Regions from separate parts of the Homo sapiens genome. Here region 1 is linked to region 2. Evidence: read pairs that join two places in POLR2A ChIA-PET (ENCODE). Cell type or tissue: A673. All regions are shown on one strand. Links, peaks and the distances in the headings refer to the core of each region. The heading gives the core; the rest is flanking DNA. Region 1 overlaps LOC107985018 (a long non-coding RNA gene). Region 2 has its middle 590 kb from the start of ADGRL2.

What was found. ChIA-PET counts read pairs that join two places held together with the same protein. Peaks named below come from ENCODE experiments on the same cell type or tissue, not always from the same donor. Only the 100,000 strongest peaks of a DNase experiment are listed, where the experiment ranks them.
Region 1: POLR2A ChIA-PET joins it to region 2 with 5 read pairs; 1 of 35 experiments calls an interaction of 5 or more read pairs at or near these places.

The regions. Positions count from the first base shown.
Region 1 is chr1:81,266,976-81,272,371 of GRCh38, reverse strand. LOC107985018 (a long non-coding RNA gene) reads left to right here. Exons shown (of 4, transcript XR_001738115.2): 4 at 3,389-4,165. Among named protein-coding and RNA genes, the nearest start is that of ADGRL2, 530 kb to the left of the region's middle. In A673, for the core only: no CTCF peak of the experiment used is centred there; a DNase peak (open chromatin) is centred at 2,121.
Region 2 is chr1:81,206,012-81,211,407 of GRCh38, reverse strand. It overlaps the pseudogene RPL10AP4. Among named protein-coding and RNA genes, the nearest start is that of ADGRL2, 590 kb to the left of the region's middle. In A673, for the core only: no CTCF peak of the experiment used is centred there; DNase peaks (open chromatin) are centred at 1,727 and 2,847; H3K27ac peaks cover 4,049 bases.

The DNA.
Region 1 (5,396 bases), core at 167-5,166, 61 kb before region 2:
TTTTATTCTCTCAAAAATGTGCAAAGTAATGGATTTAGACAGGAAAGGGGAGAGGAAAAAGAAATATTTACCTAACTTATACTTGAAAAGTTACCATTTATTACATGATTAGTATCAACACACTTTTGTTTTTGTTTTTTTGAGACAGGGTCACCCAGGCTGGAGTGCAGTGGTGCCATCTTGGCTCACTGTAACCTCTGCCTCCTGGGTTCAAGTGATCCTTCCACCTCAGCCTCGCGAGTAGCTGGGTCCACAGGCATGGGCCACCATGGCTGGATAATTTTTGTGTTTTTAGTAGAGATGAGGTTTCACCATGTTGCCTAGACTGGTCTCGGACTCCTGAGCTCAAACGATCCACCTGCCTCAGCCTCCCAAAGTGCTTCGATTACAGACGTGAGCCACCAAGCTCAGCCAACACATTATTTTTGACAAATGAATACTTATTTATTTGTTTTATCAATTTTTAAATTCCTTTCTTCACTTCTTTCTTCCTTCTTTCCACCTAGGGAGGCTTCATTCTGAAGGCTCCCCAGTACAACATGTATATGCCTTAAATAAATTTGAATGCTTTGGCCCACACATACTTCCAAGTCCTTAACTTGACTGGGCATTTTGCACTAAATTAACCTGGAAATTAATTACACTAAATTAACCTGAAAATATATCCGTATTTTGTTGTAGATTTTATTTTATATTTCAATGTATTTTTGATACTAAGTTTTCTAAAATTTTCCATTATAAATCCATTATATTATATAACTCCATTATGTTTGAATTAAAAAATAATGATGGAATCAAACAATTCATTTGGTTAATTGAGCAGCTTATCCTGTCATAGTTATGGAATTTCTTGGTCACCACAGGTTGAATCACTTATTGACTCTTTTTCTCCTTAATTTAACAAGTGTTCATTCAGTATCTGTTTTATACTTGAAAAGACATATGCTTGTAATAGTTGGTTGACTGAACTAGGTTCAGTGTAGTCAAAACAGACCTATTAATTTAAAAAATACAGAAATAACATGTATTCTTTCGGTTTTTGTGATCTTGTACTTTGTCACCCATCATTACCCCTATGCTTTCTAAAATTCACTTTTAATGCAAAAAGTCTTACTCGTAAAAAATAACTTAAAAATAGTTATTGGTGAGTAGCTATTATCTGAATAACATACAGCTTAAAATTGTGATATAAGTAAAATAATTAGGATTTAAAATAAGTTGATATACTAAAAGCCAGAAAATACTGTACAAATAAAAGAAAATTATTTTAATTCAGTATAACATAGCAAAATAGTTTGGAAGTTGATATTCTTTTCAAAAATTCTCTTTAGTTTCTATTCATTGCCCATGTTATGTGCATATCAGAATATTGATAACTACTTCATTAAATTTAGTCTATACTAAATTGTTATAATGACTTCCATGTTTATTTACTTTATATTGTTCCTTCCTTTACAGAGATAGCAACATTTATAAAGTACCAAAAATATAATTGCTTCAACTGTGTGTAATTTGTGCAGTATTATTGGCTCCAATTGTGACAAGTCTTTGAAGATAGAGGAAATTGTATATAGAATCTAGAAGAGCAATAATTAATTCACAATACATTTATTCAAGAGGTAGATTTATCTTTGTCTCTGACACTAGGTGTTAAAATATTTGTAGATGTTATTTACACACACATACATATACACACCCATACTTATACATACATGAGTGCTTACATTTTTGGTCATTACAATTGGTTAAACAACAACAAAATGGAAAAATACCTCCCCAAATTATATGAATATAATTTCCTCAATATTTCCAAAATAACACCAATAATAAGAACAACAGATTACTGTGCTTAATCAACACTGTAAGTTTCCTCTTTTTTTAGCAAAAATAATAAGATGCTCATTTCTTAATGAAAGGAGAAAGAGACAAATAGTATGAAATGCTTAAACAACAAATGGGTTAAATGAGCACATATTCGTTAATGAAAATAAAATGAAGATTTTACCAAAATAAAAATTCACTCTTGCTGAGAAGGAACATTACATGACCTTCCATCTTTAGGACTTCAGTCGGAAGGAGCTTGAGCTTGGCTTCCCACTGTCAGTGCTGAAGAGATTAGTGATGTAATTGTCATTGAATCTGATGTCCTTCTGTAAAAAGAGCTGAATTTGAAATGCAAATCAGAATTTATTGAATCTTTTATGACACAGTGAAAGAATTAAAGGACTCTGGTTTATGATGAGAAGAAATGAATGATAACTAGATAAGAGCTATGTTTTTAGCAAAGTAACAAAATGAAATAAGCAATGAAATCAGACTCTTTGAGGTATCATTTTAATATGCAGATTTTTTTTACTAATATGAGGCAATTAAAAAATTTAAATACCATTTTCTAGACATGTAATAATTCAACTACTTCTCTTTTTCCAAGCCACTTACTTAATGAGCTCAAATGAAATCCATATACAAATATTAAATATTTGAAATTCCCATTGTTAACAATAAGATTTGCATGTATATAAACGCCATGCCTAATAATTGTAACTCTTAATTGTGCCAATAATAGTAGACATATTTGTTTTGGCTTCAGGGAATTGAAGGAGCCTGACATTTTCAAGAATCTGTATGTATATTCTGCAATGCGACATTAAGATATAAAACCTGTTTTGGAAAGGCTGCAGTATAGAGGAAAACACTATATAATCCTGGAGCTTGTTGGACTCAATCCAAAGAATTTTAGTGTGTAAAAATGTATTTTGTAATCCAAAGGCCAAATTATATAAAGTCACCATTAAAGGAACATCAATTGTTGTGTTTAAGAAAAAATAACAAAAAGACAAACAAAAATTCAAAAAAACAAAGTAGGTTTCTGTTGAAACAATGTGGTTCTCTAACTTGACCAGGAAAAATAAAGGATGTCATAAGCTGTGGCTCATTAACTCTTCGGATTCTGTGCGTTAATTGTGACGTGGATACAGCATGCATCAGATGCCAAATCTAGGCACAAGAAATGTAGCAAGCTGTCCCCTTCTTCCAGAAACTTGTACTTTTTTGTGTGTGTGGAAGTAAGAAATCTTTGGAGAATATACACGTCTTAAACTGTGATTTGGGATAAAAGGTCAATATGAGTTGAGAGAAAAGAGAAATCACCTTGGGCTGGTGTTCAACTGAACTATGAAGAAAGTATTGAATTTACAAAGGCGAGACAGAAAGAGAAGGTTATTTCAGGCGAGTGGCATAACATGTTAAAAGTGAAAAATTTGAATATCAATATTAGGTTGAATGACAATAATAATAATAGCAAACATTTATTGATTACTTGAGAAAGATTCTGTTCTAAGCACTTTATATCTACTACCTCATTTCATCATCAATCTTTGTCTTACAGATGAGGAAATGGAGTTACAAAGAAGTATGAGACTTGCCTATGGAGGCACTGAGATCCAGGCCAAGGTCACCTTGCAGCCAGTTTGCTTTCTGGGGTGCAATGACCGAATGTAAAACTTGTTGATTGTGGGAAAGAATCAACTTATTGCTGATCCAGCACAGACATCTTAGTTGGTTTTATTAACTAATGTCAAGCATGACAATATTCTATTTTCAAATCAGATTCTTGGACTTCTCTGGCTTCAGCCACTGGAAACTCTGATTCTAATATTTGTGAAAATAAAATTCTGGTCATATGGCCAAAAGTGAACAGTACATAGCCAAAGTGAAACATTATTTTGTAGTCACTTTTAGTTTGTCTATTATACTGTGTTTCTTTATTGCCCTAGAGAAAATTAAATTGGTCAATTCAGTGGAGAAAAATCATCAACACGAAGGTTTGAAATGACCAGTTGTTTAACTAGAAAAATGGAAAAGTCTCAATTTGTAGACACAGTCTAAATGTGGAAAAATCATTAAACACTAAAACTCGAGGCAAACTTTACAAGTTCTGTTTCTAAATTAAAATCACAATTAATATTATAAGTCATTACACTATAGAGCTAGATATAAATGTAATTAATTGAAGTTAGAAATATCATACAATTTAATAGAATTATTTTACTAATAGACTTGCAATTGAGACTCCTTACTATAAAATAAGTCATTTTGATGAACTTTTTAGGGGGGAATCCTAATAGACACAGTTAATACGTATTATTTATTCCCAGCAATGTTTTTTATTATGCACATGGGCCCAAAGGCTGAAGCAATGGGCAAGAATTTTTAAAAATAAATTGAAAGAATAAATAAATGAAATAAAATTAAAGCCACATGTCGCTTTTTTTTTTTTTTTGGTAGGGGGTTGCAATTTGACTGTTTGCTACTCCAAGCTTGTTGGGTCTGGTTTCAGGTAATCTTGCAATTAAAGGCCTATTCCTCAAATAGTCTAGGGAAGTCCCTAGTGGCATGCAGAGAAAGAAATAAATGAAGACTCAACTTCGGCAGATCCCCAAGAATCTTTTTTTTTTTCTGTTAAAAAGTTTTTATTTTTATTTTGCGTCTTTTTTATTATTATTATTATACTTTAAGTCCCTAGAATCTTGAACACAGTCCACACAGCCCTTGATAGCTGTGAGGCATCCTGGCAGTTTAAAGGGATACTTTCCCCTGAATAGGTAATTTTGAAGAGGTGTTCAGTACAATATTAGACAGTTTGTATCATCAGACATAGATTTATGTAAGGTTCTTGACAATCACAAAACATGAAAAAAAATGCAGACCAATAGAATTCTCATTTGTTAAGAAATTGTCCAGAAAACGCATCAGGAGACAATTCTATCCACCTTTCTCTTGATCATTCAATCTAACGGAAGAAGGAAAAAAGAAGATGTCTGGAATGCAATGTGGAATTTGTTTAAAAAAATGCTATTAAGGATTTACTTCTAATCATTCCTTGACTGTATGATTATGTATTATAATGATGTCACAACACCAATTTTTTGATGGAATGTCAGAAACATTTCACAAGTCTATGACTCCCTGAAAACTCAAGTGCTTTTATAACTCCTTGAAGTTACTATAATAGGCATTATTCTTTCTTTTAAATGACTGTCAGAGGGACCTACTGTTATCTTGATGCTTATATTTGAGAAAATTTTGCTCGAGCTCTTATACACCTTCATGGCAACACTCAATTTCCAGGCTCTTTTGTGGCTCCCTCTTTCTGCTTCTCATTATGTTGAACCAGCTGAATGTTTTGTCTGTTTTGATCAGCAAGGTTAGCAGTGAACTGAATTCTGAAGATTTTTCACACTGTTTTTTAGTTCTGCTTAAGAAATATTTACTGAAGCTCTGGACCCATAAAAACGAAGGGGATTTTGAGATTTTATTGATGTAATCGAAGAGGAAGTGTTGTCCATTGTTACTATACCCAAAACATTTCAGAAGTACAAGCAGAGAAATATGTC
Region 2 (5,396 bases), core at 186-5,185:
AAATTTTTTTGAAAAAGGAAACACCAGAAAGAGATCATAACTTATCACAAGTAATAATCAAACATGAAAGATCAAAATAAGTGACCAATAACTCCATATTTGCAAGCCTGTGCCAAGACAGTCATTATTTCTGAGAATTTTTAATTTAAATTTCTATTTGATCTTTTATTATACATGTATTTGTGCTTGTGGGCAATTGGAGTGATCTGACTGTGTTCCCCAAAATTCATATGCTGCAACTTAATTGCCCATGTGATAGTATTTAGAGGCGGGAGGCTTTAGCCCATTTATGCCTGAGGTTGCAATTTTTTGAATTTTTGTAATCAGACCTCAGTGATGACCTTGAGCAGTAGGATATAAATAACTCCCACATGCTTAGAGTTTCAATAATGGAACACTAGGCATAAATAGGTTTTAAGAATTGATTAATGAGAGAAGAACCCTCATGGATGGGATTAGGGCTCTTATAAAAGGTCTTAAGGAAGTGAGTCTGTTCTTTTCTGCTCTTCTGCCATGTCATGACACCTAGACTGTGCCATTTTTGAGGAACAGGTCTTTGCCAGACACTAAACCTGCTGGTGCCTTGATCTTGGACTTCCCAGTCTCTAAAACAGAAATAAATTTCCATTATTTATAAATTACCTAGTCTGTGGTGTTTTGTCATAGCAGCACAAGCAAACAAACTAAACAGGAATGAATCTCAAATTCTTTTAAATTTTTTTTTGGTGTAGGCAGGGTAGAAACGACGTATGTTTAAAAGGACACAAGGTCATTGGATTAATTTTTTCCATGTATCACACTGACGTCTTTGATGTATTACTGGTATAAACGGAGCACTCTATAATTCTCTTCCTTATATTAATGTATTTGGTGTCTTGACATTTGACTAAAAATTAATAAATAAACCTTATTAATATGATAATTTTTACATAGATCGAGTCTGTAAAACAATTTTAAAGTAGTATGAGTTTTAATTTGGGTTAGTGTGAAGTCTCTCACTTATGGACTCCATCCGCAAAACCTTAAAAGAGGGAATACACTTCACATATATATAGCTTATAAATAATCACTAAAGCACATATTATGGTTCTGAATTATATATTTGTTTGTTCTTATAGAATAAAAATTTCTGCCAACTCTTGCCTTCATTTTCTGTTTTACAGTCACAAAGACATATCTTTCCTCTGAGGGCCTCAAGCTCCAGTAGTTAGTAACAAAATTGCAATCGTAAGTAAAAAAAAAAAAAAAGCACAGAATTATGTTTCCTTTTCTACCTTGTGCCTGGTAACATCAGAAGTTAAATAATTTGAGGCTTTTATCATGTGTGCAATGGTGTACCCAAAGAGCATGTTACAGTCCACTTTCTCCATTTCTAACCTTACCATTGTTAATGCTAACAAGACATACAGGGTCTTTGAACATTCTGAACAATACACCTCGATGCCTCAGTAAGTCAGCAAGGTCTCAAAGGTTGTACCATGTAAAAGTCAAGTAATTAAACACTGATTACTTACTGCTTAAAAAAAAAAAGGTGGCTGGGAAAAGTTGGATTCAGAAGGTCTAATTTCACACAGAACATTTCAGTGAAAATTAAGCCTTTAACTATATTCTGCTTGACTTGATTTGAAAGAAAAGGATAAGAAAAAAGGATTATAAAAGCTATTCAGTAATGTCTTTCTGCAACAGAGCTTTGGGAGGTGACAAACAGCCACTGGTAATTCATTTAGTCATCTTTTCCCCAAACAGCATTTGGATTCCCCTTCAAAATTTGGCTGCAACTCTTTAGTTTCATTATTCTTTCAAAATACAAAGGCTCCTTCCTTCTCTCTTGGCACCGGTTGAAATGTTTTAGCTCCCTAGAAACAGCTAATTTCTAATAAAGTTTGCAAACATAGTAAACCCCATTTTACCTGATGCTGTTTCATTTCCCATACATGAAAAAAAAAAAGGGAACTCTTCCCCAGAGTTTTAATTTTGACCTATTTCAACTTTGTAATCTTTTAAATCAGAATAATTAAAATTTAGAAATATTTAAGTTGTTCTTCCTTCTATCACACCCTACTCTCCAATTTATCTCAGTGGCTAGTATGTAGAAAAAATGCCAGAGATGACACAGGTGCTAAAATTATTCTGCTGAAAGACATCACAATTTTTTTTTTGGTAGCAGTAGAATTTATTCAAATGTGCCTTAATATAGGTGCTGAGGCTTGCCCATGGTGCTCTTGATATATAAGGCCAGGACATTCTGCCAGTTTTTCTTGAGCAATGACAGCAAGAATTTGACAGCCAGGTGAATGTTCTACACAAGCTCATCTTCTGTCATCTTCACGTGGCCAACAGCCACAGCCAGACATAACACCTTCTTCATTTGGAACTTGAAGGTGGACTTCACCTCATCCGCTTTGGCCGCCATGTTTTCATTGTGTGTGAGCAGGGAAGGGAACTTTCCTGCCTTATTTAGGCCTGGGCCCAGGATTTGTGGGATCCACTTGATCAGAGGCTCTGAGGCCAAAAATGCATCATACTTCTTGGCTAGCTTCTTGACCAGTTTCTTATTTTTGTTGAGTTTTTTCAGCGCCTCGATGTCCATGTGGGGGATATCCATGACCTTGGCCTCGTCACAGTGTTGCTGGTACCCCGGGACACACACGGAGAACTTGGGGTGGGGAGTGGACTTAAGCCTGACGGTGTCCGAGAGGTGCTTGTCCTTCTGGGAGTCACAGTTCCTCAAACTAATCTGCAACTCCACTGTCTCCAGACTTGGGGCCCTTGTGCTGGTTCCCTTGCAGGACTTCCTGCATCACCTCGTACACGGTGTCGCAAGAGACTTTGCTGCTCATGGCTTCTCACACTGAGCTAACCGGAAAAGTGACACATCTCAATCTTTTATACCTCTTACTCTCTCACTCTTCCTGTTACAGGAAGGCATTTATTTCCTTTCCGTTTCGTAGATGAGATTAAGGATTATCTAACAGAAATAATTATACTGCTTGTTAAAATTTACTTAATTCATTTCTTGGAACTATCACTATCTGTTCACAAGAACATATAAGATTATTTATTTTCTTATTTGTCTGGAATTACCTGTGCCAAATTGATCAAATATTTCCTTACTCAATTGTTTCTAAGAAAGAATTTCTACCTTACAGAGAGAATGAATCAGTTTAGTTTATTAATCCCTACTGAAACACAAACATACATATGTGAGCTTATTTATCCCTACTAAGGCATAACTATTTCACTTGATTAGATTGTATTGGGGAAATTTTCTGTAGCAAGGACTAAGAAGAAAACGACAGTTTCAAATAATATATGAGCTACTTAACAAACATCTTTGAAGATGCTGCTGGTGAAATTTATTGCAGTTGTAAGGAAAATTTTGATTCCTAAATAGGTAATATTAAAATATGAGGCCTTTTCTGCTCACTTTCCTTAATGTTGCTGCTTTAAAAAAATTGACAAATAAAAATTGCATATATTTATCATGTACAACATGATGCTTTGAAATATGTGTACATTGTGGAATGGTTCAATCCAGCTAATTAACATATGCATTACTTACATACTATCTTTTGTGGTGAGAACACTTAAAATCTACTCTCTTAGTAATTTTCAAAATAGAATACATTGTTATTTACTGTAATAACTATATTGTACAATAGATAACTTGACCTTATTTCTCCTGTCTAATTGAAATTTTTTATCTTTTAACCAACAACTCCCCAATTTCCCACCTTCCAGCTTTTGGTAACCACCATTGTAGTATCTGTTTCTATGAATTCAGGTTTTTAGATTCCATATGTGAAGAGATCATGTGGTATTTGTCTTTTGTGGTTGGCTAACTCACCTACAGGATTTCCTTCTTTTTTAAAGCTGAATAGTATTCTGTTGTGTATGTATACTTCATTTTCTTTATCCACTCATCTGTTGATGGACACTTAGTTTGTTTGTATATCTTCCATATCTTGGCTACTGTGTATAATGCTGCAATAAGGGGAGCAGGTATCCTTCTAACATACTGATTTCATTTCTTTTGAATATATACTCAGAAATGGAATTACTGGATCATATGCCAGCTATATTTTTAATTTTTTGAGGAATGTCCATACTGTTCTCCTTAATGATTGTACCAATTTACATTCCTGTCAATAGTGTGAAAGGGTTCCCTTTTCTCTACTTCTTCTCCAAAACTTTTTATCTTTTGTCTTTTAGACAATTGCCATTCTAACAGGTATGAGGAGGTATCTCATTGCGGTTTTAATTTGCACTTCCCTGCTGACTAGTGATGTTATGCATTTTTCATATACCTGTTGACCATTTTCATGCCTTATTTTGAGAAATGTCCATTTAGGTCCTTTCCCCATGTTTAATTCAGTTGTTTTCTTGCTATTGAGTTGTTTGAGTTCCTTATATATTTTGGATATTAACTTCTTACCAAATATGTGGTTTGCAAATTGGTTTTTCCCTATTCTGTAAGTTATCTCTTCACCCTGGTGATTGTTTCCTTTGCTGTGCAGAAGCTTTTTAGTTTGATGTAATCCCATTTGTTTATTTTTGCTTTAGTTGCCTGTGCAGTGCTACTTTTTTTGGTTAGTTTTATTTTAATTTATTTTCTCAACATGTGAGAAATGTTGAGAATTATATTTGAGTCCAAGGTGATTTTAATGGATCTTAGTTGCTAAACTTGTTTATTTTAATAAAAATAAGATTATAAACATATAATTATAAAGTAATATTTTTAAAAGATGATATTTTAAATGAAACTATTTTAAATACTGCATAGTGTTAACCACAAGCATAAATTCAAAACCCATCCAATAGTTCCCTTTTCTTCTCCTTTGTGTTAAGCTTATTACACCCTGGCTAAGAAATCACTTTTCAATGGTAAACTCCCCCCACCAGAGGCAAGTGAAAAGAAAAATGGATTCTTTTGTGAAGAAAAAAGATAGCATCGGAGGAGTATTAATATAGTTTTCAAAATTATTAGTGGAAATACATCCTGTGCCAATGGACTTTTTAACTTAGATTCTTTATTTTGAAGCATTTGGATCTAACTTCCGTACGTTTCCAGAGATTGTGGATTTCAGTGTTTCCATGGGTGTCACATGCAAAAGGAGAGTAAGATATTGCTTCTGTGACGTGCAAAAGTGGAAAAGCGACCATTTTCTAATGAAGAAACGCAACCCTTGGTTTCACCAAGAAAAACAATGTGATCATAGATAGATTTATATTAGAGAGAATTCCACTGGAAGTCCTTTGCCTGAACGACCTTCAGAAAAACAGTAAGGCAGCAATGTGGGTGGTATCTTTGCTGCTTTTCTGGCATAAAGAATGGAACAGGAACTAGGAGTCAGAAATACTTCATTTGGTATAGAATCCTAATCTTATCTTCATTC